Regions from separate parts of the Homo sapiens genome. Here region 2 is linked to region 1. A link is an interaction called in ENCODE POLR2A ChIA-PET data of the cell type or tissue named here. Cell type or tissue: OCI-LY7. All regions are shown on one strand.

Evidence for each region. Peaks named below come from ENCODE experiments on the same cell type or tissue, not always from the same donor. Only the 100,000 strongest peaks of a DNase experiment are listed, where the experiment ranks them.
Region 2: POLR2A ChIA-PET joins it to region 1 with 7 read pairs; 2 of 35 experiments call an interaction of 5 or more read pairs at or near these places.

What each region holds. Positions count from the first base shown.
Region 1 is chr2:61,444,046-61,452,045 of GRCh38, forward strand. The region is part of intron 1 of USP34 (ubiquitin specific peptidase 34); the gene reads right to left. Among named protein-coding and RNA genes, the nearest start is that of USP34, 23 kb to the right of the region's middle. RefSeq lists a silencer at 6,232-6,331. In OCI-LY7, no CTCF peak of the experiment used is centred here; DNase peaks (open chromatin) are centred at 726 and 3,106; H3K4me3 peaks cover 2,734 bases; H3K27ac peaks cover 6,537 bases.
Region 2 is chr2:60,838,108-60,846,107 of GRCh38, forward strand. No RefSeq gene overlaps it. Among named protein-coding and RNA genes, the nearest start is that of REL-DT, 39 kb to the right of the region's middle. RefSeq lists enhancers at 2,962-3,381, 6,140-6,359. In OCI-LY7, CTCF peaks have their summits at 1,390, 4,951 (motif pointing left) and 5,162; DNase peaks (open chromatin) are centred at 1,484, 3,004, 3,424, 5,074 and 3 weaker places; H3K4me3 peaks cover 5,356 bases; H3K27ac peaks cover 7,391 bases.

The DNA of each region.
Region 1 (8,000 bases):
CTGCTTCAGCATGGGCAACATACGGAGACTTCATTGCTAAAAATATAAATAAATAAAATTGTAGGTATGGTGGGGCATGCATGCCTGTAGTCCCAGCTACTCAGGAGGCTGAGGTGGGAGGATCACTTGGGCCCAGAAGGTCAAGGTGACAAGATTCTGCCACTGCACTCCAGCCTGGGTGACAGAGCAAAACCCTGTCCCAAAAATAAAATCTATTAAAAAGAAAAAACTCAAAAGCCTAAGAATTAAAATATACAATAACAGAAATTAAAATTGATAGATGGCTTTAATACAGATTAAACAAGACTGAGAAATCGAAAAAGGAAGATGGGTCAAAGAAAATATCCAGACTGCAGTATGAAGACACAAAAGCCAAAAGGATAAAAATATAGAAGAAAGCAAAAGAGAGAAGGAAGATCAAAAGGTGATGAAAGACAGACTGAGGCAGTGACTACATTTGAAAAAATAATGGCTAAGTACTTCTAAAATAAATTTTTAAAAAACTCACATTCAAGAAGCACTATGAATCCCAATAAATACAAAATCAGATGCGGACTTGTCATAGTTAACTACTGAAGACAAAAACAAAGAAAATCTTAAAACTGAGCAAATGATGCACATTAAAGGGCTAGGGTGGGAGGGCCAGCTTTTTCACGGGCTACCTGAATGACATGCCTAGTCAAACAAATCCCCTGAGCCCTATGCAAATCAGACATTGCCTCCTCCAGCCTCTGCATATATACCTGGCAGGTGTCCACCGCACGTGGAGACCTCCTTTTTTGGCTTTGGAGCACCCCCTCCGTCTCTGTACAGGGGAGCCTCTTCCTTCTGCCTTATCGTTTCTTTCTTGCCTATTAAACTCTGTTCCTTAACACCAAAAAAAAAAAAAAACTGAGCAAGTGAGGAAAAAACTTATCTTCAAAGAAGTAACAGTAAAACCGATAGGTGATTTCTCTGTATAAACAATGGAAGCCAGGGGACAATGGAATGATTGGTTTGAAGAAGCAATAGTAACTGCCAACTTGTAATTCATTATCCTACTTCAGTGTTAGCCTAAAAATGAACTTTAGAAAACAAGCAAACACTGAAAAAAAAATTTGTCAACAGCAGAACCACACTAAACACACACACACAAAAAAATGCTAAGAGAAAAAACTGTCAACAGCAGAACCACACTAAAAAAAAAAAAAAAAAAAAAAAAAAATGCTGGCCGGGCCCGGTGGCTCACACCTGTAATCCCAGCACTTTGGGAGGCCGAGGCGGGCGGATCACAAGGTCAGGAGATCAAGACCATCCTGGCTAACACAGTGAAACCCCATCTCTACGAAAAATACAAAAAGTTAGCGGGGCGTGGTGGCAAGCACCTGTAGTCCCAGCTACTCAGGAGGCTGAGGCAGGAGAATGGCATGAACCCGGGAGGCAGAGTTTGCAGTGAGCCGAGATTGCGCCACTGCACTCCAGCCTGGGCAACAGATCGAGACTCCGTCTCAAAAAAAAAAAAAAAAAATTGCTAAGAGAAAAATGATCCCGGATGAAAGCCAAGAGACACAAAAAAGAAGAGCAACAGAAAGAGTAAATGTGGGTAAATCTAAATTAACATAAACTGTATAAAATAATAATAATGTCTTACAGGCCAGGCACAGTGGCTCTGCCTGTAATCCCAGCACTTTGGGAGGCCAAGGCAAGCGGATCACGAGGTCAGGAGTTCAAGACCAGCCTGACACCCAGTCTCTATTTTTAAAAATACAAAAAATTTGCCAGGCGTGGTGCTATGCACGTGTAATACCAGCTACTCGGGAGCCTGAGGCAGAAGTATCGCTTGAACCTGAAAGGCAGAGGTTGCAGTGAGCTGCGATCGTGCCACTGCACTCCAGCCTGGGCAACACAGTGAGACTCTGTTTCAAAAAAAAAAAAAGTAATTAGTCTGTAACTTGGTGGGCACCTGTAATCCCAGCCACTCAGGAGGCTGAGGCAGGAGAATCACCTGAACCCAGGAAGGCAGAGATTACAGTGAGCCAGGATTGCACCACTGCACTCCAGTCTGGGTGACAGAGTCAGACTCTGTCTCAAAAAAAAAAAAAAAAAAAAACTAAACTAAAACTTAGAAATGTCTACATATTTATTCATTCATTTATAAATACTTCATTCCATATTTTCCACCAAAAAACACCAGTGAGACAAGTGGAACTGTTATATATTTTTGAAAATCTAGGGTCTAGCTTAATAGAAGATGGCTGTATCCTTCTAAGTGCTTCTGTACTCCATCATATACTGTCCTGATTGAAGTATATGAAGATCCATCCTGAAATGATCTAAAGTTGAAAGTAGGAATATTTTAACAGCTTTGTCTTAAATATTTTCTTCTTCAATATTACACCAAAACTCAATGGTAATTTCTTAAAATGAGTTGTAATATGAAAACTGAAATCATGTAAGTACTGTCTGTTACATTAAAATCCAGTGATGTAGGCTGGGCGTGGTAGCTCACGCCTGTAATTCTAGCCCTTTGAGAAGCCAAGGCGGGCAGATCACTTAAAGTCAGGAGCTCGAGACCAGCCTGGCCAACATGGTGAAGCCCCATCTCTACTAAAAATACAAAAATTAGCCAGGTGTAGTGGTATGTGCCTGTAATCTCAGCTACTCAGGAGGCTGAGGTGAGAGAATCCCTAGAACCTGAGAGGCAGAGGTTGCAATGAGCCGAGATCGTGCCACTACACTGCAGCCTGGGCAACAGAGCAAGACTCCACATCAAAAAAAAAAAAAAAAAATTCCACTGATCTACTTTACCCTCTGAGTAGATACTTTGCCCATGCATAATTTTATAACATAATATACTGGTGATCTGGAAAATATTGGTCCACTAAGTTATGTACATCATCTTTCCAATGTTGACACATTTCATTACACAGCATCAGAAAATAACATTAGGCCGGGCGTGGTGGCTCATGCCTGTAATCCCAGCATTTTGGGAGGCCAAGGCAAGCAGATCACCTGAGGTCAGGAGTTCAAGACCAGCGTAGCTAACATGGTGAAACACTGTCTCTACTAAAAATAAAAAAATTAGCCTGGCATCGTGGCATGCACCTGCAGTCTCAGCTACTCGGGAGGCTGAGGCACCCGAATCATTTGAACCCAGAAGGCAGAGGTTGCAGTGAGCAGAGAACGCACCACTGCACTCCAGCCTGGGCAACAGAGTGAAACTGTCTTCCAAAAAAAAAAAAAAAAAAAAAAAAAAAACCAGAAAACATATATAATTCCACTGATCTCATCAGAAAAATCTGTTAAGTATTGGGCACCTTTCAAGTTCATGGTGTCAGGTTCAAGTTTTCTAAAATTTTAATTTTTCTATCAAAGCTCAAATTTTATCACTGGCAATTAACATTATCAGTCTTCCTTGAAGTGACATGCTTGGTTTTTCAAGAAAATGCTTGTTAAATATAAAAAATCTGGATAACTTTGCATGAGTCCATCACACTTTCAAACAGATGTTTTATGAAAAAAGCAGCTAGCTCAGCTCACAACTCAAACCACTTGTCCATTTTCTCAAATTAACCATCTTACTGCACTAAGGAGAGAAGAAATGCTTTATATGAACTCATTTCATCACAGAATATAAAAAGACATGAATACAAGATCTGTGAAATTGGTTTTTTTAGTTTTGGGTTTTTTCTTTTATTTATTTATTTATTTGAGACAGTCTCACTCTGTCGCCTAGGCTGGAGTGCAGTGGTGCAATCTCGGCTTGCTGCAACCTCCGCCTACTGGGATCAAGCCATTCTCCTGCCTCAGCCTCCCAAGTAGTTGGGATTGCAGGTGCGCGCCACCACACCAAACTAATTTTTGTATTTTTAGTAGAGACAAGGTTTCACCATGTTGGCCAGGCTGTTCTTGAACTCCTGACCTCAGGTGATCCACCTGCCTTGGCCTCCCAAAATACTGGGATTACAGGCAAGAGCCAAGGATCTGTGAAATTTAATAAAATTGAACATCAAGTCAAAATTTATTTTAAATAACAAATGTTTGGGAGTAAGGAATACAACATCTACTTAATGCCACTGTCTTTCTTCATACAAAGTGGCCAGTAGTTTTATCCATGACACTTTTGCACTATCAATGAAAATGTCAACACAATGAAAAACACAAACTGGCCAGGCATGAATGCCCATGTCTATAATCCCAGTACTTTGGGCGGCCAAGGCAGGAGGACTGCTTCAGGCCAGGAGTTCAAGACCAGACTGGGCAACACAGTGAGATCTGTCTCTACAAAAATAAAAAAATTTAGCCTGGTGTGGTGGCACATGCCTGCAGTCCCAGGAGGATCACCTTAGCTGAGGGGTTCAAGTCTGTAGTAAGCTGATAATAGCACCACACTCTGGCCCAGGAAACAGAGTGAGTGAGGCCCTGTCTCAAGGACGGGGAAAAAAAATGCAAAGAATATCTTATCTTGACAACTCTTTGACAGGCTCTCTGGGACCTCCATGGTTGACAGATCATACTTTGATAACCACTGATCAAGCCAAATGAAGATATATTTTTAATAATGAGTATATGAAGTAAAAGTCATCCCAAATGGAAAGAATAAAGAAACTGTTTCCATCCATAGATGACATACATAAAAAAGTCCTAAGGGATCCACTAAACAATTTACAAATGAGTTCAAGGTTGCAGGATACAAGATCAAGGTACCAAATCAACCATATTTCTATATATTAGCAATGAACAATTCAGATGTAAAATCTAGAAAAACAATTTTACAATAGCATCAGAAAGAATAAGATTCTTATTCTTTGCCCAAAATGTATTGAATAACAAAAAGTGCAGGCCAGAGGCCGGATACAGTGGCTCATGCCTGTAATCTCAGCACTCTGGGAGGCCAAGGCAGGTGGATCACCTGAGGTTGGGAGTTCGAGACCAGCCTGGCCAACATGGAAAAACCTGTCTCTACTAAAAATATAAAAATTAGCAAGGTGTGGTGGCGCATGCCTGTAATCATCCCAGCTACTCTGGAGGCTGAGGCAGGAGAACTGCTTGAACCTGGGAGGTGGATGTTGCGGTGAGCCAAGATCGTGCCACTGCACTCCAGCCTGGGCAACAGGAAGGAGGGAATGGAGGGACGGGAGGGACAGGAGGGACAAGAGGAGCGCTCGAACCTGGAAGGCAGAAGTCATGCCACTGTACTGCAGCCTGGATGACAGTGAGACTCCCTCTTAAAAAAAAAAAAAAAAGTAGGAAACTACAAAATATTGTTTAAAGCATTATAGACAACCTAAATAAATAGAAAGATATCCCATGTTCATGGATCAGGAGACTTAATATTGTTAAGATAGTAATAATCCTCAACTTGATACACAGATTCACTACAATCTCTACCAGAATTCCAGCTGGCATCTTTGTAGAAGTTTTCAAGTTGATCCTAAAACTCAGAAGGAAACTCAAGGGACCCTGAAGAGCCAACATAATTTTGAAAAAAAAAACAAAAACAAAAAAAAAACAAAGATTTACACTTTCTGACTTCCAATCTTATTACAAAGCCACAGCAATCAAGACAGTGTAGTACTGGCGTAAGGATAGACATACAGATCAATGAAACAGAATACAGAGTACAGAAAAAAACCCTATATATGTACAGGCAAATGACTTTCAAACAAGGATGCCAAGACCATGCAACAGAAAGAATAGATTTTTCTAAAAATGAAGCTTGGACAACTGAACAGCCTCATGCAAAAGAATGAAGTTGTATCAGCCGGCGCGGTGGCTCACGCCTGTAATCCCAGCACTTTGGGAGGCTGAGGTGGGTGGATCACGAAGTCAGGAGTGCGAGACCAGCCTGGCCAATATGGTGAAACCCCGTCTCTACTAAAAATACAAAAATAAGCTGGGCATGGTGGCGCACGCCTGTAGTCCCAGCTACTCGGGAGGCTGAGGCTGGAGAATCACTTGAACCCAGGAGGCAGAGCCTGCAGTGAACAAAGTTCATGCCACTGCACTCCAGCCTGGGCAACAAACCAAGACTCTGTCTCAAAAAATAAAAATAAAAATACAAAAAGTCTTAAACAAAAAAAAAGGACTGAAGTACTGGCATATGCTACAACATGGACAAAACTGGAAAGCATTATGCTAAGTGAAAGTAGGCAGTCACAAAAAAAACAAATATTAGTATTCCATATACACGAAAGGTTCAGAATAGGCAAATATATTAAGAATGCATATTGGTTGTTGCTTCGTGCTACTGAAATGGGAAGTAGCTTAGGGTGACTGATTGCTAAAAGGTAGGGGAATCCTATTGAGGTGATAAAGTGTTCTAGACTTGTTTGTGGTGATGGTTGCACAACTCTGAATCAGTCGGGTGCCAGTAAGGTATGTGAATTTATTAGATTGGTACAAAAGTAATTGTGGTTTACAAGTGGCAAAACCCCAATTATTTTCGCACCAACCCAATAGTTCACTATAGCTGTTAAAAAAATTATAAAGTATGGGAGGCTGAGGTAGGGAGATCACTTGAGGGCAGGAGTTTGAGACCAGCCCGGCCAACATGGTGAAATCCTGTCTCTACTAAAAATACCAAATAAATAATAAAGTAAAATAAATGATAAAGATGTGCAAATATACCATTTTAATTGGGAACAACAAACAAAAATATCCAGGAGTACATGTAAAAAGAAATACGCAGAACCTACATAAAGGGGAAAAATATAAAACGTCAAAAAGAAACAAAAATTATGTAAAAATGGGAAGATACATTATTTCCTTTCGGGAAAGACACCGTAAGATGTCAACTCTTACCCCACTTATAAACATAATCCAATTTCAATAAAAATTCCAATAGAAACGGAGGAGATGCAAAAAAAAAAAAAAAGGATTCTAAAGTTTCATCTTAACAAATGAGTAACTTGGCCAGGCACGGTGGCTCACACCTGTAATCCCAGCACTTTGGGAGGCCAAGGCAGGCGGATCACGAGGTCAAGAGTTCAAGACCAGCCTGGTCAACATGGTGAAACCCCATCTCTACTAAAAATGTAAAAAAAATTGGCTGGGCATGGTGGTAGGCGCCTATAATTCCAGCTACTCGGGACGCTGAGACAGGAGAATCACTTGAACCCGAGAGGTGGAAGTTGCAGTGAGCCGAGATCATGCCACTGCACTCCAGCCCAGGTGACAGTGTGAGGCTTCATCTCAAAAAAAAAAAAAAAAAAAAAAAAAGAAATGAATAACTTTTCACAACCTATTTGGTTTAACGGCACCAGGCACAAAGATAAATTATAAAGTGACTAAATTAAAACTAGATGATGAAATAATAAACAGCTTAAAAATAGGCCTCCAAGAATATACTCATAAATTCTGTACAAGACAGACATGGTGCTGGGTGCGGTGGCTCACGCCTGTAATCCCAGCACTTCGGGAGGCCAAGGTGGGCGGATCATCTGAGGTTGGCAGCTCACGACCAGCCTGACCAAGAGAGAAACCCCGTCTCTACTAAAAATGCAAACTTAACCGGGCATGGTGGCACATGCCTGCAATCCCAGCTACTCGGAAGGTTGAGGCAGGAGAATCGTTTCAACCTGGGAGACGGAGGTTGTGGTGAGCCAAGATCATGCCATTGCACTCCAACCTGGGCAACAAGAGCGAAACCCCGCCTCAAAAAAAAAAACAAAAAAACAAAAAACCAGACAGACCTGGCATTTCAAATCAATGGAAAAGAGAGAAATTCAAATTTGCTAAAATCACTAAGTCATTGTTCAGAAAAATTAATGTTAGATCCTACTTCATACTTGATACCAAAATAAATTCCAGATGAATAAAAAATTAAATTTAACAAATCCATAAAAGCTAGAAAAAGACTTAATTGAAAGCCGGGCGCAGTGGCTCACGCCTGGAATCCCAGCACTTTGGGAGGCTGAGGCGGGCGGATCACGAGGTCAGGAGATCGAGACCATCCTGGCTAACACGGTGAAACCCGTCTCTACTAAAAATACAAAAAATTAGCCGGGCGTGGTGGCGGG
Region 2 (8,000 bases), 610 kb before region 1:
CCCTATATCCAGAAGAAAGGAACAGTCTTTTTTCTTTTCTTTTTTTTTTTTTTTTTTTTGAGACAGAGTCTCACTCTGTCACCCAGGCTGGAGTGCAGTGGCGCGATCTCAGCTCACTGCAACCTCTGCCTCCTGGGTTCAAGTGATTTTCCTGCCTCAGCCTCTCAAGTAGCTGGGATTACAGGCATGTGCCACCAAGCCTGGCTAATTTTTGTATTTTTAGTAGAGACAGGGTTTCACCATGTTGTCTAGGCTGGTCTCGAACTCCAGGGCTCAAGCGATTTGCCCACCTCAGCCTCCCAAAGTTCTGGGATTACAAGAGTGAGCCACCGTGCCGTGCCCGGTCAGAAGAAAGGAACATTCTTATCTCTGAAGACATAGGAACACAAAGAAGAATTTGAACAAACGTATGTTGCTAAGCTCCCTGCAGTTTATTATCATTAGATCATATCCCCTTTGTCCTGTTATATTTCTCCATGACCGTCCACTCTTCATCAAAGCCAGCAATAATACACAAGTCTGTTTCTTTGGGTATTCATTTGCTTAAAAGGCCCCTGTGTCACATAAAACATACCAAATAAATTTGCATGTTTTTCTCTTGTTAATCTGTCTTTTGTTATAGAGCTTTCTCCACTGTAAACCTAGCGATGGGTGAGGAAAAGATATTTCTCCTTATGTTCTCACACAATATTTGAAGCTACTTATTTAAAAAATGCAGCCATAATAGATTGTTAAAACAAGAATGGAAAGCAAAGATCACTTTAAGCAAGAGAAGAGAGAGCTATATGAGAAAACCTAGACTAAGAATATTTCTTAGAATTGAGCTAAAATGCTGGGCGCCGTAGCTCATGTCTGTAATCCTAGCACTTTGGGAGGCCGAGGCAGGCAGATCACTTGAGGTCAGAAGTTCAAAACCAGCCTGGCCAACATGGTGAAACCCTGTCTCTACTAAAAATACAAAAATTAGCCAGGCATGGTGGCGGGCACCTGTAATCCCAGCTACTCGGGAAGCTGAGGCAGGAGAATCACTTGAACCCAGGAGGCGGAGGTTGCAGTGAGCCGAGACCACGCCACTACACTCCAACCTGGGCAATAGAGCGAGACTCCATCTCAAAAAATAAAAAAAGAATTGAGCTAAAATGAAAGTGTCCTGGCAATTTAGGTATCATGAGTTTCATAACTTCACCTTCTTTTCTAAAAAAGGACACACGTGCTTGCTCTAAACTCTAAGAAAGCTGACAGAATCTTTATCCAGGGATGGTGAATGGCAGTAAAATTCTTTTTCACAGATACAGAAATGTCTTTCATGTGTTGATTTCTTACACCTAAATTGTTGTCTTGTGACAGCATTTCTGTGGGGTGCCGAGAAGCTTTGATCTAAGAGTACCCCTTTCTGGTGCTCTAATTCTAATCTGACCGTGGGGGACAGTCGAGAGCAGTGCTTTTCAAGCTCTAATGTGCATCTGAATGACCTGGGGATTCTAAATCAGTCATCTGGGGTGGGGCCTGAGGTCATGCATTTCCAACAAGCTCGAGAGGCTGAAGGCTTAGAGCAGCAGTTCTTAAACCTGAGCATGCATCAGAAACACAGGGGGCCTTGTGAAAATGGGTGGCTGGGCACCACCTCCAGGGTTTTTGATATAGTAGTACTGAGGTAGGCCTCAAGAATTTGCATTTCTTGGCTGGGCATGGTGGCTCATACCTGTAGTCCCAGCACTTTGGGAGGCTGAGGCGGGTGGATGGCTTGAGGCCACGAGTTCCAGATCAGCCTGGCCAACATGGTGAAACCCCACCTCTACTAAAAATACAAAAATCAGCTGGGCATGGTGGCAGGTGCCTGTAATCCCAGCTACTCGGGAGGCTGAGGCAGGAGAATCACTTGAACCCAGGAGATGGAGGCTGCAGTGAGCCGAGATGGAGCTACTGCACTCCAGCCTGGGCAACAGAGTGAGACCCTGTCTCAAAAACAATAAATAAAATAAAGAATTTGCATTTCTTTTTACTCATTCATTTATGAGCAGGGAAGTGGTGGAGTGGGGGCAGTGGGGGGCGGTCTCACTATGTTCCCCAGGCTGGTCTTGAACTCCTGAGCTGAAGAATTCTCCCACCTTAGCCTCCTAAAGCACTGGGATTACAGGCACAAGCCGCCAGGCCTAGCGGAGTTTGCATTTCTTTTCTTTTCTTTTTTTTGAGACGGAGTCTTGCTCTGTCACCCAGGCTGGAGTGCAGTGGCGTGATCTCGGCTCACTGCAAGCTCCGCCTTCCGGGTTCACGCCATTCTCCTGCCTCAGCCTCCCGAGTAGCTGGGACTACAGGTGCCCACCACGCCCAGCTGATTTTTTGTATTTTTAGTAGAGACGGGGTTTCACTGTGTTAGCCAGGATGGTCTCAATCTCCTGACCTCGTGATCCGCCTGCCTCGGCCTCCCAAAGTGCTGGGATTACAGGCGTGAGCCACCGTGCCGGGCCCAGAGTTTACATTTCTAACAAGATCCCGTGTGATACACATTTTAAGAACTGCTGGCTTAGAACATCCCTCATGACTGTGAGTGGTCCCTCACTGGCTTCACATGAAAGTTGATGGTTACAAAATTCAAGATGAAACAACCATGATAGGCCTTCTAAGCAGGTATTTTGTGAGTTTAAATGAAAAGAGATCCACATGCCTTATTTAGATAATGAAGATAAGGATAGCTAACATTTATTAATCTTTTCTCTTTGTAACACACTAAGGGTATAACACACATTATCTCACTTGGCATCTGGCATGGGCAGCAGTGTTGGTGTTTGATGTTTGGCTGAGGAGCCAGACTTGTGTGCGTGCTGGGAGGGGGTGTTTTCGGTGCACTGTTGTGGTCTGCAGAGGTACCTGCATGCCAGGCCAAACTGTCCCTCAGGAAACACCTTTAGATCTAGACTAGCAGACGCTAGAGGCCCGAGTTCTGCTTCACAGAGTCTGCAGGAAATAAATGAAAGAAGTTGAGGGCAGGTGTTAACAATCATCTGTTTCAACCGCAAAAGTACCTGAATATAGAACAGAATTTGTCAAGCCTGGCGCACAGCAGGAGCACCTGGATGCCCGGGACCCATCCACAGAGGGTGTGATTAGATTGGCCTGGAGAGACACCTGGGCACAGGCATTTTTAAGAGCTCCCCAGCCAGGGTTGAGAAACACTGGTACAGGTTTGATTGCAGCAAGATGAATCGGGTTGGCTGAGGAAGGGAAGGGGCAGAGACCAAATTGAACAAAACAAAACATCTATTCCCAGACTGGATCTCTCTTAAGCATTTGCCAAATTGGTTTTGTGCTATCCTTTAGAACAGTGGTCTTCAAATTTAGTATGCATCAGAGTCACCTTGAGGTTTCCTTAAAGCAGATTGCTGGACCTACCCCCAGAGTTTCTAATTTAGCAGGTCTGGGGTGGGCTCAAGAATTTGCATTTCTAACAAGTTCCCAGGTGATGCTGATACTGCTGGTCCCAGAAGCCAGTTTCTTTGCTATTAAGACCTTCATTGCAACATACAGAAGGATGCCTATATTTCTTATTTTCTACTTATTCTCAACTCTTTTTTACTGAAGCAAAAAAATACAAACAAAAGTGAAAACAGGCCGGGCGCGGTGGCTCATGCCTGTAATCCCAGCACTTTGGGAGGTGGATCACCTGAGGTCAGGAGCTTGAGACCAGCCTGGCCAACATGGTGCAACTCCACCTCTACTAAAAATACAAAAAGTAGACGGACATGGTGGCATGTGCCTGTAATCCCAGCTACTCAGGAGGCTGAGGCAGGAGAATTGATTGAACCCAGGACGCAGAGGTTGCAGTGAGCCGAGATGGCACCACTGTACTCCAGCCTGGACGAGAGTGAGATTCCACCTCAAAAAAAAAAAAAAAAAAAAAAAAAAGTGAAAACATGTGAAATCATTCATAATCCGATGATAGCCACAGTAGATGGCTTTTTTTTCCCACATAATACATATGTATGTATACAGATTTTCTTTCAGAAATTATAATGGTCATATGAAGAATGTGTTTGCATCTAGAAAGACATTTGTGCATTATTTCAAGGTCCTTATATAATCTATATAATACACAAAATCTATATAATTTTTGCTATGAGTTTAGAATTATAACAAAGTTTATTTCTTTTGATAATATCTTCAATATTATGTAATAAAAATAACTTTAAAAATCTATATCTAGCTATTTTAACAAATGTTAAAGAGGCCACAGTCTTGTTAAAATGCTATTTAAGTTGAGGTCTAGTGGTATTATTTTGGTAAAACCCCTGATTTGTTAAAATTGTAGTAGGATCTTTTATCAAGCTACATAGCTTGACCCATAAATGTTTTTCATTTATGAAACCAGAATATCTCCACAGAGGAGATCCATAGAAAAAAGAAATCAGAATAAAGTCAGGAGATACTAAAGGGTCTCCACGTTTATAAGCCTTTTCTTAATTGAGAATAGTCGCGAATAGCGAAGACTAAGAGTGGCATGCATTCAGAATTTGTCCCTCACATGTAGGACAAGAGTTAGAAAACCAGCCCACACCACCTGGCAGATGATGGCACAATTGGATGTGGTTGTTTAATTTGTAGGCTAAGAGATTATAGTATTAAAAGGAAGACAGAAAAGAATTTAAACTAGGCCACTACAGTAAAACACAAAAATACAAATGAAGAGACAAAACCTCCACAAAGGACCAGGCAAATAAAAATACCGAAAAGCTGCAACTGTTCTGAATAGTAAGCCTGAAATTAAATTCAGGAATTGCTTAAGGGAGGACGGTCAGGAGCAGCCCCTGAAGGCTGGTGGTAGTCTTCATTCACTACCTCAGGGGAGAAGCCTGTCCTCACTTTCAGAGGTGTGGAGGTGTGGGCCATTCCTGTTGCCTTCCTTCCCTCCCGAAGACAGCCCTGTCCCCCCACCACCTAGAGGCACTTTCAGCAGCACCCAGACACAGTCCTCGATCTTCCCCCTGGGACGGAATGGCACCAACAAAGGAGAGGGCAGTGTTCTCACCCCTGGCTGCACTCCTGAAAACACCTGTCCCGGGCCCCACCCGCAGGCTTCTAATTTAATTGGTCTGGGGTGGGAAACTAAGCAGCAGTTTTGCTTTTTGTTTTTTTTCTGTGTGTGTTTTGTTTTTGAGACAGGGTCTTGCTCCATTGCCCAGGGTTGGGGTGCAGTGGTTCAGTCATGGCTTACTGCAGCCTTAAACTCCTAGGCTCAAGCAATCCTTGTGCCTCAGCCTCCTAAAGTGCTGGGATTACAGGCATGAGCCATCGTGCCCAGCCAGTTTTGTTTTCTAGTTGAAGTAATATATAAATAGCCAAAAAAGTGCACAAGTCATGTGTGCAACTCAGTGAATTATCACAAAGCATACATTTTTTTATATTTGCATAACTGGGTATATCACAATTTGTCTGTTCTGCTGGGCATTTGAGTTGTTTCTAGTTTGAGCAATTACAAATAATGCTGCTGCAAACATCCTTGTATGTGCCTTCCAGTGCATGTGCGCACACTTTTATCTGGGTATAAACTGAGGAGCAGAATTGCTGGATTGCAGGGTAGGATTTGGTTCAATTTTAGTAGATGCTGCCAAACTGCTTTTCAAAGTGATTCTACCAATTTATACTCCCATTAGCAATGTTTGTGAATTCTAGTTGCTCCGCAATGTTTGTGAATTCTAGTTGCTCCACATTCTAGCAAGAAAACAGTATACGTAAAAGCTCCCTGGGTGATTCTGCTGTGCATGAGGAGAAGAACCACCAATGCCATCATATATCACATGCTTTGCAAATGGCATATGGTCTCACGTGTGCTGGAGTGCTAGGGATACAGGGCATAGACTATGATGTCTTCACAACTATCCAGGAAGAAAACAGTACAGACATTTGTGTTCCCTTTTTGCTAATGAGGACACAACGCAAAGTTAATTGACTTACCAGAAGTAACACAGCCATGTAGTGACAGTCAGGACTAAAACCCAGAATTCTTGATTTCCATCCCTTTGCTTGTCCCAACATACAACACAGCCTTATTCAGAAGATGTCCAGTGTATAGAGGTTTGGGGCAAATCAGATGTCGAGGCACCTTCTCAGTTGTTTGAGAGTTTCTGTACCAGAGTTTAAGAAAAAAAAGAAAGCAGAATAAATGACTCAGACTTTCCCTGCCACCAAAGTCTCAGGCCTTGGTTGTGAGAAACACAGAGACCCTCCCTTCAGACAGGAATGAAGAACAGGAAATGTGTCCCTTCTGTGCCTGGGACTCTACACAACCAGAAAAGTGAAGGGTGCCTTCAGGAGCAATTTGGCCTGAGTGTCCCTCAGACCAGCTAGGCTCTGACCCCCAGCTCTTCCCTGTCCTCACCGGGTGACCTTAGACAAAGGGTTCAATTTCTTCGAGTCTCGATTTCCTCATTAGTAAAATAGGAATAATAATATACATACTTTAGGTTCTAAGAAGAGAATATTATCTATAAAAACAAACATATAGTAAGCATTTAATACAATGTAGATTTTTTAATTTTTATTTTTAGACAGTGTCTTGCTCTGTTACCCAGGCTGGAGTGCAGTGGTGCTATCATAGCTTACTGTAACCTCAAACTCCTGGGCTCAAGCAATCCTACTGCTTCAGCCTCCTGAGTTGCTGGGATTACAGACATGTACCACCAAGCCCAGCTAATTTTTAAATTTTATTTACTTATTTATGTAGAGATGGGGTCTCACTGTGTTGCCCGGGCTGGTCTGAAGTCCTGGGCTAAGGCCATCCTCCCACCCCAGCTTCTCAAGGTGCTGGTGTTACAGATGTGCACCACTGCGCCCAGCCTGATATTCTTAATACTACCAGAAACAGCCCATGAGTCCTCTACATCTTCAATTTTTCCCTCTCTACTGAATCCTGTTTTTTCCTCTCTATTGGATCTTTTCCATAAATTTAAAAGGCAATTATTTCTCCTATTTTTTTTTTTTTTTGAGACAGGGTCTTGCTCTGTCACCCAGGCTGGAATGCAGCGATGCAATCATGGCTCACTGCCACCTCGACCTCCCAGGCTCAGGCGATCCTCCCACCTCAGCCTCCTGAATAGGTGGGACCACAGACATGCACCACCACACCTGGCTAATTTTTGTATTTTTTGTAGAGATGGGGTTTCATCATGTTTCCCAAGCTGGTCTCAGACTCCTGGGCTCAAGGGATCTGCCCACCTCAGCCTCCTAAAGTGCTGGGATTATAGGAGTGAGCCACCACACCCAGCTTCTCCTATCTTTAAAAAAACTCTCCCAACTCTTCTTCCTCCTCTACTTCCATTTCTCTCTTCCACTTACAACTAATGTCCTTCAAAGAGTTGTCTGTGGTCACTGACTCAAATTCTTTGTTTGTTTGCTTTGCTTTGTTTGTTTGTTTGCTTTGTTTGTTTGCTTTGTTTGTTTGTTTACGGAGACAGAGGTTCGCTCTGTCGGCCAGGCTGGAGTGCAATGGTGCCATCTTGGCTCACCGCAACCTCCGCCTCCCGGGTTCAAGCGATTCTCCTGCCTCAGCTTCCTGAGGGGCTGGTATTACAGGCATGTGCCACCACACCTGGCTAATTTTGTATTTTGAGTAGGGACGGGGTTTCTACATGTTGGTCAGGCAGGTCTTGAACCCCCGACCTCAGGTGATCTGCCTGCCTAGGCCTCCCAATGTTTCTTCATTTTTTAACCTTTTCTATGAGACTTTCACCCTCTCCACTCCATTGGCACAGCTCTTCTCAAGGTCACCAATGACTTTGACTTTCCTAAATGCAATAGTGGATTCCCCAGTCCTCATCTTACTTGCTCCATCAGCAGCACTGGGCATGGTCAATTGCTCCCTTTTTGATTCATCTTTGCTTGGCTTCCAGGACACACAACACACTCTCCTTATTTTCCTCCTGTCTCACTGGCTGGCCCTCCTGTCTTTTTTGCTTGTTTTCCTCTTCTTCGTAATCATAAACACTAGACTGTTTCAGGGTTCATGC